Linked DNA regions of Homo sapiens: regions 2, 3 and 4 are each linked to region 1. The links are chromatin contacts, found by Hi-C or POLR2A ChIA-PET in ENCODE. All regions are on one chromosome and are shown on one strand. The core of a region is the stretch at or near the end of the contact, and the rest is flanking DNA. Distances in the headings are between cores, read along the strand shown.

Region 1 (3,559 bases), core at 443-2,942:
TATTATGATGATGCTATTACAGCTGTATTTGAAATTATCTTTGTCTACCTGTATACCACTTGTCCAAGCCCCACATAGAATTTAAATTCCATGGAAGGGCAGAAATCATATTTGTCTTGTTCACCACTGTATTTCCAGGAATTTGAAACGTCTCTGGTACACAGTAAGTGCTCAACAAACACTAAATGATTAATGAATGCATGCGTACATGCATGGGGTGTTCTGAAACCATTTGTTAAACCACTAATGAATAGCTAAGTTTGGGGACTACTGACATAGAAGAAAAGTGTTTATATTAGAAAGGAGGGGCAGAAGTTTGATGATTTAGCTAAGTAGAAAAAAATTTCACTGAGATTGTAATTAAATCTCCATTAACCATACAAAGATCTGGGTACAATTCCAGGGAAGAACAAACAATTCCAGGTAGAAAAGACTTGAAAGAATAAAATCCAAAGCAGTTTGACCGGTGCCATCAGGCAGGGGGCTCCCAGGGACAGGCTCAATTTGGCAGCCCTATAACCTAGTACACCTATACATATATTAACCACTCAGAACAAATTTCTTCCTCGTTTGTAAAATGGAAATACCATACTTACTTATAAAGCGTCGTCATAAAGTAGAACAACACTTGTATGAATATAAATAAAGCACCTGGTTCATTGCAGCACTGGCTGCATGGTACCAACGCTATTCAAAGCAGGAGAAACTCTGAATAGTCAGTAAGACCAGAAGGGAAGCCAGAGTGTTCTGTCAACTAAAGTGCTCTCGGTGCATCGCGCAGTTTTAACTCTTTTCCCACTCCAGAAGAACCGACGAGAGGAATAGCTGAATGACAACACTGATCCAATCTCCTTGTGTTTAGGGCAGGGGTCAGTAAACTTTTGCTGTAAGGGACCAGACAGAAATATTTCTGGCTTTGTGAGCCAGCCGATCAAAGCCAAGCAACGGCTGCGCAACTACTCAGCTCTGCCCTCTTGGCAGGAAAGCAGCCATAGACAATACATCAACAATGAACAGGGCCGTGTTCCAATAAAACTTCATTTATGGACTTGATTTCATAGAACTTTCGCAAATTACATGAAATATTCTTCCCCCTAACCATTTGCAACTGTAAACAAAGACCGAGAGGGGAAGAGAGAAGGGGGGCATGGATTAGGCCCAAGGCCATAGTCCGCTGACGCCCGGCGAAGGGACCTGAAGGGAGGGGGAGTGAGACAGCGACAAGAGGCCTCCGGACGGGCCGAGAGGGAGGTGCGGGGCGACAGCGAGCCCCAGGCGGTGTCAGGTCGGGCCTGGCGCCCTGAGTGGGTCCCCGCGGTCTCTCCCCTCCGCAGTCTACAGCAGAGCCGGCGCCAGGGGTGCGGACCGCCCCTGGAGGGGGCACGTCCGGGGTGTAGGTGAGGCGGCCGTGATTCGGCCGAGTCCCGCGGAGTTCGCCACGCGGAAGGGTCTGTATACACCCCTCATTTAGGGCGCACCCGGGCCCCCGCTGCAGGAAGGGTCTCCACGCGGAGTCCCAGCCCCGTTTCTATGGTTACCTGTTCAGCACCGATTCAAACTGCCGTTCTTTATTGACAGCGCCATAGAGGACACGAACACTCCTGCCCGAAGGGAACAATAAAGCTTTCGCCATTCAACAGCGCCGGAGACGCCAGAAGGCGGCCATCTTGAGGCCGGCGCGCAATGGGTATCAGAGGGGAGGGGGCGGCCCGACCTGCCCCACGCGCCGCGGTCACGTGCTGGGGGCGGGGCCTGCGTCACGCGCTCGCTCTCCACCTATGCTAGGACGGCGGGGGCCGGCTGGTTGCTAGGCTCTTCTCTGACCTCTGACCTTGGCCACTCCCTCCTTCCCTCCCCACACTTCCTAAGTAAAGTTTTTTTCTTTTTTTTTTTTTTGAGATGGGAGATTCGCTCTTGTTTCCCAGGCTGGAGTGTAGCGGCGCGATCTCGCCCCACTGCAGCCTCCGCCTTCCAGGTTCAAGCGATTCTCCTGCCTCAGCCTCCCGAGTAGCTGGGATTACAGGCGCGCGCCACCACGCCCTGCTAATTTTTTTTTTCTCTTCTATTTTTAGTAGAGACAGGATGTCACCATGTTGGCCAGGCTGGTCCCGAACTCCTGAGCCCAGATGATCCACCTGCCTCGGCCTCCCACCATGCCCGGCCCTAAGGAAAGTTCTAATGGAGCTCCGCAGTCTCGCTCCGGCAGCTCTAGGATTAGGATTTTGTTTCAAAGGAGGGCAAGGAAGTGAACACAAAAGGCTTCGTTTTTCCAAAACAACACATTCACGTGCGAGGCGGAGAGGCGACCTGAGCCGCGTCCCCAGCCCGCACTCTTTGTGGGACAGGCTTGGCGCTGGTGGGGCGCAGTGGGCTGAAGGCATCCTGGAGGCATCCTGATCCTGCCTCTCGCACCTCCCAATTTTGGGATTTAGGGGCTTTGGGATTTAGTCCTAGCTTTTCTTTTGCTCATTTTCCTTCTCACACACTATGCGTTCCCTGTTGAAGCGTCCCCTTGCCACCCTTCCTTACACAAACATTTAAATCAGATCCAGCAGTAACAAACTGAGTCACCTCCGCGCTGGCCCACTGAACACAGTCACCCTGTCACTGACATGCAGCCACTTTTTCTGTCCCTGACAGTTACGTGCCCAAATCCAGCCATCTTAGTGCAATGTCCAGCTTCCTCTGTGGTTATACCTTTTCCATCTGCAATGTCAATATTCAGTCGTTCTGAGAGCTGTCTCTGGCTGACTGACTCACCCCATCACCGTTTTACATCACAAATTCAATCTACTGGGCAGAACTGTCACTTGCATTGTTGCTGTCTCCCGGTCGATCATATTTACTGTCACTGTCTGACATGCAGCTACCGTCATTGACCATAAACTTCAAACGGTTCTGTTCAAAATAGCACTTTGTTTGCCCAGCTGTTGCCCTTTCTGTTGTTTTCACTGTCATTGTCATGCAGCCACTTTTGCTGCCACACAGTCAAGCCAGTATTTAACAGGCCCCTTCAGGGTACACTGTTGTCCTCATACCCTTGTGCCCAGTTAGTCACTTTCACTATTATACTCATGTCACCGTTACATTCAGGGTCGGATTTACTGTAGCTGTTATTTAGTCACTTTTGTAGTAACTGGAACCACGCCTACAGCTGTTGTGTCTCCTAAGCCCTCATTTCCACCAGCCTCACATTCTCTTTTAGTGGGAACATAGGGTTGCTAGATTTAGCAAACAAACACCTAGAAGGGTGCTTGGCACATAGTAGGTGCTCTAGAAATATTTATCGAGTTAATGGGATTACAGGTGTGAGCCACTGGGCATTTTGGGAGCATTTTGGGAGGCCGAGGCAGGCGGATCACCTGAGGTCAGGAGTTCGAGACCAGCCTGGCCAACATGGTGAAACCCCCGTCTCTACTAAAAATAGAAAAATTACCTGGGCATGGTGGCAGGTGCCTGTAATCCCAGTTACTCAGGATGCTGAGGCAGGAGAATCGCTTGAACCTGGGAGGCGGAGGTTGGAGTGAGCTGAGATCACGCCACTGCACTCCAGCCTGGG
Region 2 (3,559 bases), core at 326-2,825, 890 kb before region 1:
GGCGTGAGCCACCGCGCCCGGCCTAAGACTCCCAGCATTTCTGTAAATCTCACACCCCATAACACAAAACTTGGATCTACCCAGAGATTTAACTTGGTACTGGGCACATAGTAGTCGTTTTCAATATTTCTTTTTCTTTTTTTTTTTTTTTAAGACGGAGTTTCGCTGTTGTTCCCTAGGGTGGAGTGCAGTGGTGCGATATTGGCTCACTGCAACCTCCGCCTCCCGGGTTCAAGCGATTTTTCTGCCTCAGCCTCCGGAGTAGGTGGGTTTACAGGCACGTGCCACCACACCGGGCTAATTTTTGTATTTTTAGTAGAGGCAGGGTTTCACCATGTTGATCAGGCTGGTCTCGAACTTCTGACCGATACACCCGCCTCGGCCTCCCAAAGTGCTGGGATTACAGGCATGAGCTACCACGCCCCGCCCGTTTTCAATAATTAAATATAGGTTTGTAGGTTCTGAGAAATTTAATCATCCTTGAGTGCATCTGGAAATCTGCAGACCACTGCTTGACTTCCTCCACTTCCTAAGGGTGGGGCATTGGAGTTTGGGGTTGGGAAAAAAGCGCTTGCACCACAGAAGTGAGTTCGGAAGGTTTCTATGAGACGAGACAGGTTTGGACTAAGGACAGGGAACAAATCAGTAGGAATGGCAGGTGAGAAATAGGTTTAGGACTAACACGAATTATAGTGTCCTTTGGGAATTACCCCTTTCCCCTGCATGGCTCTTTTGGCTTCAGAGATGTATATAGCTGCTTTATTTTATGAATATCAAGTAGCTCCAAACCCTGTGGGGAAAAGCTCCCTGCTCTATCACTTGTGTTACACATTGCTTTTGAGTCATTTTAACGATTTCCCTCACAGTCTGCCACCAACGATGTGTGGACGGCAGCCAGGGAGGGAAAGAGGCATTTCTCCGATCGTTCCAAGGAATGATTATCTAGACAAAATCCTCAGCAAAATGACGAGCCAAATCATCCTTAAATCGTGTGCTCACTAGAGGCGAAAAGATGACCGAAAGAGGCCCGAACGCGTGGCTATGGGCGTGTCTGGGGGGAACGCCGGCCGCGGGGGTGCGAGGGAGGACTCGGGGGCTAAGGGCGGCCGGTGGCGGGACGCAAGCGCCATGGCGGAGCTGGGCCAGTGCTGACCATAGGGGGCGGGGCTCCGGAGGCGGCCACGCGGCGCGAGGCCTAGATTTTCGGCCTCGCATCGGCGGCAGACGAAGAGGGAGGAGCTTCGTCCACCCAGGACCCAGCGCCCCCAAGCCTTGCAGCCACCAAGGGCTTCCACCACAGACCCCTTTGTGTGCCTGCCCCCGCCCCGGAGGCGCCCCAGCCAGGGGCGCTGAGCACCCTCATTGGTTCAGCCGGCAGCTTCATCGATTGGCTCTCGAGTCGTCCGGCGTGGTCCGTTTTGCCTGGATACTACTGGTCGTCTGAGCTGCCTGTCAGGCCGCCTCGCCAAGCGATTGCCCCGTAGCTCGGAGTCCCTGGAAGCAGTTCCGGGAAACCCCGCGTGCTGCCGGGATCGCGTCTCAGTCCATCAGGGGGGGGAGGGGGTGGCGCGCGCGCCATTTCTAGTCGTTTTCAAAGCGCCTCGCGCTGATTCTCACGGGCCCGGCTGCCGGCCCCCGCTCTGCCCTGGTGAGTCTCGCGCCGGCCCGTGGGGGGAGGGGCCGGGAGCCCCGATGCGACCCGACTCAGCCCGGGCTCCGTGCCTGGTCCCGTTTCGTTTGCGCTCCGAGGCCCCGGGGTGGGGGTGGGGACGGGCTGGGGGCGGCTTCGGTCTAGTCCGCCCGCGCGGCTGTGGGCCTAGCCCGGCCGAAACGCTTCTCGCCCTCGCTCTTCCTCCCCCCGCCCCTTTAGCCCGCGGTCCGGCCCGCTGGGCGCTCTCCGCGCGGCCTGCTGGGGCCGGCCGTGCTTTTCCCGCCTCCGCTCGCTGCTCCATGCGGCCGGATCCCGCGAAGGGCCTGAGGCGCCCGCGGCCCTGCCGCTTCTCCCCGCCGGAGCCGCTTCGCTCCCGCCGCGGCCGGCCTAGCCCGAGAGGGATGTGCTGATGATCCGGACGGGCCTGAGGGGATGGGGGTGGGGGGCGGAAGGCGGGGTGCAGATCCCAGGGTTATCTGAGCCGGGAGAAAAGTTTTGTGTGAGCAGAAACCGAAAGGCCGATTTGTGTGGGAAGCCTCCCTCCCCTCCCACATTCTGCATGCCGCGGGCTGAGATTTGAAGGAAAAAATGACTACTAGAGGCCGTAGAACTTAGGCTCCAAGCGGCGCCTGAAATGGATAATTCTGAGACTGTCAGAGGCGCACCAAATTGGAAAGGCGATCCTTTTTCTTACACGGTAGTGGCCGTATTGCCAAATTTTTAAAAAAGCCCAGGGCTTCTTGGAAGGTTCAGTCCTTTCACACTACCTGTTTGAGATTTTTGCAGTCCTCAAGTGGCTGAATTGATGTCTCATGAGTCAGTCGTAGGATGAGAGCTCGACACTCCTAAGCCATGAGATAACCGTTAGTCTCATTTCGTTGGTTCTTTTAAAGCCCGTCTCTTAATATGAAGAATTTGCACAGAGAGGTTCAGAAAAAGTCAGGGAGGAGTTAGTGCTGACATCCCGAATCTCCCAGCAGCCCTTTTAAATCTTTAAATGTCTCCTTTTTTTTTGCAAAAATGTTTAGATCAAATGACTCCAGTCACGTTAGTATATTTGCTGCATCCAGAAATATGGTTTGGCTGTGTGGCATTGTGTTGAATGCCACATTTGAATGAGTTTCAAATGGTCTCATATGACATAAAAAGTCTTTTCAAAATGAGCATTTTGTATTTGGCTTGAAGAGAGAGGGCTTTCCTTGATCCGAAGGTTTTATTTTCTGGAATCTAATTATTTTACGGTTTTTTTGTTAAAATTTACAAACTTTTTTTGAAAATTTTAACCAATTTCAGTATCAACTTGTAGAGCCTTTGCAATGAAATGGTAGGCATAAATATTTCTGTCTTGTACTTAATACACAACTTGTCTTTTTGCTTTACACATACTTAAAAACCCCACCTTAACAGATGTTCATTGAACTTTTCTGTTAAAAATTTGCCTCTTTTCTGTGACTGATAGTATTCCTAGGTACAATGCTGTAAGGGTCTTGTGATACTGAGAACTTTTGAGTTCTGATGATCTTAAGGTAGTATGTGGGGATGGGGGAGCATGGGAAAACAGAACCTTATGTTCGCAAGGAGATTTTGTGTTTTAGGATGCATCTTTATAGAAATAGGTCGTGTTAATCAGTAAACGTATTCATCTCACACAATACAGTTTCTTGATCAAAAGTGTGACATTTCGAATGTTTCCGTTTTTGCTAGTTCATCAGAATTTGAAGCTTGTCTTGAGAAACATCCACCCAGAATTTAACCACAGTCTGCGTCTATTAAGGGCTATCGAGTCTTAATAGTGTTTTGTAATTGTGAGGAGTCATGTTTATCTCATTTTCAGAGTAATCCTTTGCATTTTCTTCTTCTTCCTACTCTCTATTACCTCCTTCCCCTCTTGGTCTTCCTCCCTCTTTC
Region 3 (3,559 bases), core at 670-3,169, 650 kb before region 1:
AGGACAGGAAGAAGAGCCACCCTCCAAAATGCTGGATGGGGCCACTTGGAACTGGGTTCAGGAACTTTGATAGAAAGAGCCCTGAATGAGAGACAGTTGGCACTGTATGTTGCTAGCGTGAATTAGAACTGAGCCAGGTACTAATGTAGGGGTGGCATGAAAAGTGAGACTGTCCTTCCCTTTGTAAAAACCTTCTTATGGTTTCCCAAGGTTTAATATAAACAGTTTCCTTCCCAGACCCCACCCTTAGGCACATTTAATCACTTCTTCTGAGCTTCCGGTTATATGTATGATGATACAATATGCTAAGGAAAAAAAAAAGCAGGATAGAAGACAGGATGCAAAAGGGTGGGTGCTATCTTATGTAAGATGGTCAGGGAAGGCTTCTTTATCATAGTTTTATGATTGGTTATATCTGTATGATTCCTTAAAGGCAAGGGTAAGATTTTCTACTTATCTTGGCAAAATGCTGGGTGCATCATAGGTGTTCTATAAATGTCTGCTAAATAAATGAATTTTGCCTGGATAAACATACTTAACACAGAGTAAGGGAGGCAGTAGAAAGAGAGGTGTCTACTTTGCTTTTGGATGATCCAGGAGGTAGCAAAGCATTTCTTATCCTGGCTACTTAGGGCCAAAAGGTCAGAGATAAGTGACCTCCTAACCCCATTTTCAGTCTAGTTCCTTGTTTACTCTGGGGAGAAGGGATGATCTTAGTGAATCACTATTTTTAGGAGGATTTTCCCTGATGAAACTTACTTTAGGTATGCATAGGACTTTTCAAAGTGCTTTTGCTAACTTTATTGCATAGTGTTGCTGTAAGGTAGTTGATATTCTTTTATTTTTTCAGAGGAACTAAAGCATAGAGAAAATCAGTGACTTGGCCAAACAGTATGGTATTCTTAAAAGAATATAAACTTTGGAATTGGACCTAGATTCACTCTGACTGTCCTTGCTAGCTGCGTACTTTGGGAAAATTTGAGAGTCCTTGCCCCATAAGGTTATTGTGAAAGCTGAATAGAATAATAGTAGTAGCTTACTGTTTGTTGTGACTTATGTGCAAGGTATTCTGCTAAGCATTTTACATGTCCAGGGATTACCATATTGTTTTTGTGTGGACATTGAGGGAAAACCTCCGTGGAGTAACGTAGGAACATGTAAAGTAAATGATCTGAGATTCCTGATACCTGCAGAAATCATGTATATAAGGTACTTAGTATTGCCTGTAGTATAGTACTGCCCTATTTGTGGTTGTACTTATTTGTTCCTTTATACTCTTTTGTCATTGTTAGTTTGTTTATAGAGTAGTGCTTAGAACTCCTCATTTTGTAAAAATGCTTAAGAGTTTATAAGGAGGTGATTTTGCATAATGGGAAGAATCCTGAACATAGAGTCAGGAGACTGAAGTCCTTGACTTTTGCTAAACTGCTGGAAAAAGCACAGTATTTACTTCTGAGTCCGTTTCCTTGTTTCTAAAATAAGGGGTTTGAATGAAGTAAGTGATTTTATTTTAAATAAAAGCTATGTAGAATTCTTTAATAAAGTCATATAGGAGAAGCCCAATATTGTAAGAAGCTAAAAATCAGTTGCTTTGGTTGAGTAAGTGAAAGGAGCCTGGAGTTCAGCCTGCTCAAAATATCTCCCCTGTTGTCTTTCCCCTAAATGACCCCAAGGGGATTTGCTGAGTCTAGTTTGAAAACCAGTTGACTAAATGATCTTTAGCTACCTTCTGGCTCTGAAATCTCATTCTGAGGAGTGGAGGAAGATCCAGAAATGTTTTCTACTACTTCTCCAACATTTGGTCCGATAACTAGAGCTGAACATCCTGTGAGTGTTGTGGTTTTTTGATGTCTATGTCCTGTTTGTGTGGCATAGACCTGCAAGAAAGGGCTTCCCAGCAGGTCAGGGGGAGAGAATTGTGGTTGAGACATTGTGCAAGTGGCACAGGGCTAGGGATGAGATCATTCAGAGCATTACCACAGGGCCTGAGATTCTGTGCTGTCTGTTCACTCTTGCCATCTGTTTTCTCCTTTGTAATCCATGATTAGGTCATGGACATTCTTATTATTTTCTGTTAATGGTCATTGCCAAAGGGCCGACAAGCTATTTGATAATTAGGAGGCTCACTCATCAGTCAAATTCATCGAATTTTCAGCATTCCCTGTGTGCTAGGCTCCCTGCTGGGTACTGAGAATATAGTGGTGACACAAGTTGGAGAGAAGAATTGAGTAAATAAAGCTGCAATAGAGTGTGATAGGTTCTGTGATGGGAAATATGTAGCAGACTGTGAAAGCAAAAAAGAGAGGCCCAGATCTGGCCTGGGGTTTGAAGAAGGCACTCCAGAATTTTCCAGAAGGATGTATTGTCTAAAGTGGGATCTGAAGAAATGAGAAGGAATCAAACTAGTGAGGGACCAGAGGGAAGAGGGAGGGCGAGGATGTAGATGAAGAGGCTGGCGGGGCCACATCATGAAGGGCTTTGGGTGCCATCATGGGGAATTTGGACTTTATCCTAATAGTAGCCAGGACCTTTAGAGAGTTTTAAGCAGTGGTGTGTAATACCTGCTTTCTCTGTATGTTTCCAGTAAGTATTTGCTACATATTTACTGGGTTTAGCTTTTTCATTGCCTGTACTAGTTGATTCATATCATCCAGAGTCTTGATAAAACATATAAAATTGGCACTAAAAGCCAAATAAATAAAACGGTGGTATAATTCCCAGACTCTCTGAATTCAGAATTATGATAATTTATAGATGGGGCTATACTAAGGTTTAACGTTTCCTTCTTTTGAAAAAGAGATTGTGAAAACTATAGTATAAGCTAGTACAAATAAGATGTGCTGAGAGAATGCTACAGTTTGAGGATAAGCTGGGTTTTCTTTAACAGCTTTATTGAGATATGCTTTATTTATCATGAAGTTTATCTCTTTAAAATACACAATTTAATGGTTTAAGCATATTTATGAGGATATGCTGTTTTAAAGCACTTTATAGATGAATCATATATCATTTGTCTTCCAATGACTACGATGGCAACACAGACCCTTTGTATCATACACTCATTTAAAATTGGTGTGTGGTCTAAACTTAATTAAGTCCTCCCAAACCAACCCTGTGTATACATTGACAAGATTTTAATTGTACCACTGGGCAGAAGGCCAAATGCAAGAGTTTTTAAAAGGGAAAAGCTTTCTTTTTAAAAACATAAACTATAGGAGGTTTTTTCCCTCTCCGTTTTTGAGAATGAGGAAGCAGGTAGGCTGGGGAAAGGAGAAGGGGGACCAAAAGAGGCAAAGATGAGAGGACAGAGAAAGATGTACCCAGAGAAGCAGAGTGATGGACAGGGAGCAGTATTCGGGGTGGGCAGAATCTGAATGGAAGCGGAAGGCTTGGTTTTTTCAACACCTTCAAGCGTTGGTGTTTTTGAGGAGCTGAGCTTGGGCTCCATCTGGTGGTTCTAGGCTTATAGTGCAGCCATTAGAAGAATCAGGCTTGGAGAGAATTGGCATTTGGCGTCTCCTCCAGGCCCAATTTCAGTTGTTTTTCTTTTGCCCTGAGC
Region 4 (3,559 bases), core at 570-3,069, 510 kb after region 1:
TTTGGAGATATCTTTTGGAGATAGGGGATCTATCTGGGATGGGGGTCAGGATGCCAGTGTTTTTTCAATCCCCCAGATGCCTGGATGAGAGGCCCCAATGTGCTTGGGAGCCTGCGGACCCCTATCACAGGGAACATAGCTTCCGGAGCCAGGCCTGGTGCCGCCCAGTGAGCTGGGCATTTCCTTCTGTCCACAGCTCACCTCACTCCTGGCTGCAAACCCAGCCATGAGTTTCTGGAACCTAGCAACTCTCACAGGAAACAATGGAAACTTCAGTTTTATTCTCCTCCTCTATCATTACTCAAAAGGTTTTCCTCAAAGCTACACACACATAGTTTTCCTCTCCACCCATCAGCCTCGGGCTGCCCTGGAAATTTCAGGCAGAAGAGGGGAGCTGAAGAGTAGGCAGTGAATAGGTCTGGGGGCTTGGTGCTGTTTGCTGCCTGCGGTTGGGTCAGAGACAGATCATGGGGCTGTGATTTTACCACCCACCCGAGCATCTGTGATGGGGCTTTGGCAGGGTCTGTCTGTCTGGGCCTGAGTGTGTGAGTTGGTGTGGTTCTGGCTCTGGGGCTGTGATTTATGTGACTCAAAGTTGGTGTGTGAGTGATTTACATGGAAAATGGTGCAGGTGGGGTGGGCAGCTCAGTTCAGTACCCAGTGCCCACTATGAGGCACTGTGATTAGTGGGTGAGAACAGGTAAAAGATACAGGCTGAGGCTGGGTGCGGTGGCTCAATGCCTGTAATCCCATCACTTTGGGAGGGCAAGGCGGGCAGATCACAAGGTCAGGAGTTCGAGACCAGCCTGGCCAACATGGTAAAAACCCCATCTCTATTAAAAATACAAAAATTAGCCAGGCGTGGTGGCACGCCTGTAATCCCAGCTATTCAGGAGGCTGAGGCCGGAGAATTGCTTGAACCCGGAGGCGGAGGTTGCAGTGAGCCAAGATCCCACCACCGCACTCCAGCCTGGGGACAGAGCGAGACTCCTTCTCAAAAAAAAAAAAAAAAAAAAAAACAAGCTGGTAAGCATGTAGGCAATGATGTGGGCCTGTGTGTGAAATGTGCGTGCCTGCGAGGAATCTATGTGAAAAGGCGTCCTCCCGCTCCGTGACTTGTTGGGATGTATGCGTGAGTGAGGGGCTGAGTGTGGTGTGAGGGCTGTCTCCTGTGTCCCTGGTGGAGGTGAGAGTTTGGAAGCGAGTTAAGTGTGCATGTGAGCCGGTGAGGATTGTTGGTACTTCAGAGTTGGGTCCAGAGTGTGAAAGTGTTCCCGGGTAGCGCACAAGTGTGTTCGTGCAGTAAAGTTATGGTGTGAAGGTGTTCTTGGGTGTGGAAGTTGGCGTGCACGTGTGGCGCGGAGCGGCAGCTGCGTGCGTGTGAGCGTGGGAAGGAGATCCCGGGATCTTCAAAAGCTGCGCGAGTGGAGTCGGCCGTGCGGGGCGTGCAGGGGCGTGGAAGTCGGCGGCGCGCGCGGGGAAGCGGGGGAGCCGGGGATCGGGGAGGCGAGAGCGCCTGGCCCGGCGGCCCCATCCCATGCCCGGGCCCGGGCCCCCGGTCCCCCGCCCCGTCCCATCCCATACTCCAGGCCGGGTTTGGCGGGGAGCCGGGCCGGGCCGCGGCCCGCGCGGAGGGGGCTGGGGGCCCAGACAAAGGCCTAGTAGGCTGCGCGGCCGGCTGGGGCGAGCAGAGCCCGCGGCCCGGGGGCGGTCCGTGGGCGGGGCCTGGCGCTCCGGGGAGGGGCGGTTCGGGGGCGGGGCCGGCGCTGCGGGGGCGGGGCGGGCGGGGAGGAAAGGGGGCGGTGGGGAGAGGGCCGCGCTGTCCCGAGCTGGCCGGCGAGCGGGCGGCTGCGGGCGGCGCGGAGCGGGCGGCGCGGAGCGAGCGAGCGAGAGAGCGGCGCGGGCCGGGCCATGGGGTGGCGGGCGGCGGGCGCGCTGCTGCTGGCGCTGCTGCTGCACGGGCGGCTGCTGGCGGTGAGTGTGCGGGGCAGAGGGGCGGGGGGCGGGGGCGGAGGGGCTAGGGGCGCCCCGGTCCCGCTCGCCGCCTCCCGCCAACTTGGCTGGGGCGCCCAAGGCTGCGCGGCGGGGACTCTGGCCCGGGACGGCGGCGCCCGCCGGGGACCCCGGGCCGGCGCCACCCTGCGGCATGGGGCTAATCCAGGGGGGCCACCAGTCAGGACCCTTCGTGGGGCTGGGGGCGGGGCTGGCCCGTGTGGGAGCCCGTGGGTCTCTCGGCCACGTTGCCGAGTGCTGGAGTCTCGCTGGGCATGGTCCGGCCTACCATTCCTGGGGACCAGGAGGGGAAACTTTGAGCAGGGTGGGAACTTGGCAGGACGAGGGAACCCTTCTGCGCCAGCTTGGCAGAACGGCCACTCAGTGGTGATGGGGACCCTATGAGTCTCGCTGAAACTTTACCACACCGTCTATCACCTTGGGGAGCTTGGACCCAGGTAGGCACAAGCAAAACTTTTGGGACAGAACTGAAGCTTGTGTGGAACACCCACGGGCCTTGGAGTCATACAGCCGAAGAGTTGAATCAATCCCTGCCTTTCACTGAGTAACTGTGTGACCTGGGGCACGCTAGTTAACCTCTCTGAGGCCAGCCCCACGTGGGTCAAGGGAACTCAAAATGCACGGCCTCAAAATGCATAGCTGCAGGGCGTTGCTGGACTGCGTGGAATGAGCTGCAAAGTGCGTGGTGCGGGGATGCAGTGCACCCTTGGGGGACCCGAGTTCCCCAGCTTTCCTCTTCCCAGGTCTCCAAGAGGCAGGGAGAGGCCTGCCCTTGCAGTCTAGTCCCCTACTCTGAGCTTAGGTGGAGGAAAAGGGAATTCTACGGTCAGGAATCCCGAGGCTTAGAAGGCACTTGGCCAGCAGAGGCCCTGAGGACCTGAGTGAACTTGAGGAGGACTGGGTGGGGTCGGTGGGCAGGGAGCTAGTGGCAGATGTGGGTGGGGGCACATCTGGGGAGCCGAGCCTACCGTGGGGAGCCACAGAGCCACCCCCACTCTCTCCGAGGTGCTCCTAGGCAGTCCCCATACCTGCCTCCCTGTTCTCTGAGCCAAGAGAGGGACTTTTCTAACCAGGCTGGTGTTTACCCAGGAACTGCCTGCCTGGCCTCACCTTCCTGGCTTCATCGCACCTCTACCCTCCTGAGTCACTCGTCAAGCCCCCACCCAGACCTGGCTCCTCACTGCTCTTGCCCCACCCACCCAGCACTTCTCCTCCCCCATCCCCACTCTGGGCAGCCTCCTCTGTCGTCCTCCTGTTTCAGCCTCTCACCCCAAAATATTCAGCAGGGCCATCCAGTAGCTCCCTAGTCTTGACCTGAACTTGCACTCCTGGCACTGACTTTTACTTTTCCCAACGCACCAACCTAGCACGTGGGATGTTTTCCGAGGCCCAACAGTCTTTCCTGACCTTCCCCCAGCTCTGCCCCCGATGAGGGGCTCCTCCATGCCCGGGTGCGGTAGGATGGCGGTGGGTGGAGTTGTTTGCTGTGTGCATGAGGAATTTCCACAGACATTCCTGGACCGTGGCAGATCATCTCATTCACTTG

The links. A loop is a pair of places that touch in the nucleus more often than their neighbours do. ChIA-PET counts read pairs that join two places held with the same protein, here RNA polymerase II (POLR2A). Pooled maps may share reads with other maps.
Region 2: a pooled map shows a loop between it and region 1 (11-fold over the local background). The contact joins the promoter of HNRNPR here to the promoter of ZBTB40 in region 1. A Hi-C loop is called at or near these places in 3 of 37 single-sample maps with no recorded cell type and 8 of 50 pooled maps. POLR2A ChIA-PET finds 5 or more read pairs at or near these places in 3 of 52 experiments (BJ, Panc1 and WTC11).
Region 3: a pooled map shows a loop between it and region 1 (2.8-fold over the local background). The contact joins the enhancer-like site here to the promoter of ZBTB40 in region 1. A Hi-C loop is called at or near these places in 4 of 50 pooled maps. POLR2A ChIA-PET finds 5 or more read pairs at or near these places in 2 of 52 experiments (AG04450 and activated T-cell).
Region 4: a map of dorsolateral prefrontal cortex shows a loop between it and region 1 (7-fold over the local background). The contact joins the promoter of HSPG2 here to the promoter of ZBTB40 in region 1. A Hi-C loop is called at or near these places in 1 of 168 maps with a recorded cell type or tissue (dorsolateral prefrontal cortex) and 7 of 50 pooled maps. POLR2A ChIA-PET finds 5 or more read pairs at or near these places in 1 of 52 experiments (PC-9).

The regions. Positions count from the first base shown.
Region 1 is chr1:22,449,984-22,453,542 of GRCh38, reverse strand. ZBTB40 (zinc finger and BTB domain containing 40) reads right to left here and starts at 1,692. Exons shown (of 18, transcript NM_014870.4): 1 at 1,539-1,692. RefSeq lists silencers at 1,209-1,298, 1,639-1,838, 2,153-2,447 and enhancers at 1,409-1,488, 1,202-1,763.
Region 2 is chr1:23,342,300-23,345,858 of GRCh38, reverse strand. HNRNPR (heterogeneous nuclear ribonucleoprotein R) reads left to right here and starts at 1,575. Exons shown (of 11, transcript NM_005826.5): 1 at 1,575-1,648. RefSeq lists silencers at 1,033-1,152, 1,663-2,022, 2,033-2,102 and an enhancer at 1,058-1,642.
Region 3 is chr1:23,098,796-23,102,354 of GRCh38, reverse strand. All of the region lies in intron 2 of LUZP1 (leucine zipper protein 1), which reads left to right. Among named protein-coding and RNA genes, the nearest start is that of MIR3115, 56 kb to the right of the region's middle. Within about 2 kb of position 1,919, at least 15 of the 41 ENCODE cell types and tissues checked have a DNase peak (open chromatin) inside an H3K27ac peak, as active enhancers do.
Region 4 is chr1:21,935,570-21,939,128 of GRCh38, reverse strand. It overlaps HSPG2 (heparan sulfate proteoglycan 2), which reads left to right and starts at 1,819. Exons shown (of 97, transcript NM_005529.7): 1 at 1,819-1,974. The coding sequence starts at 1,912. RefSeq lists a silencer at 1,431-1,780 and an enhancer at 2,528-3,369.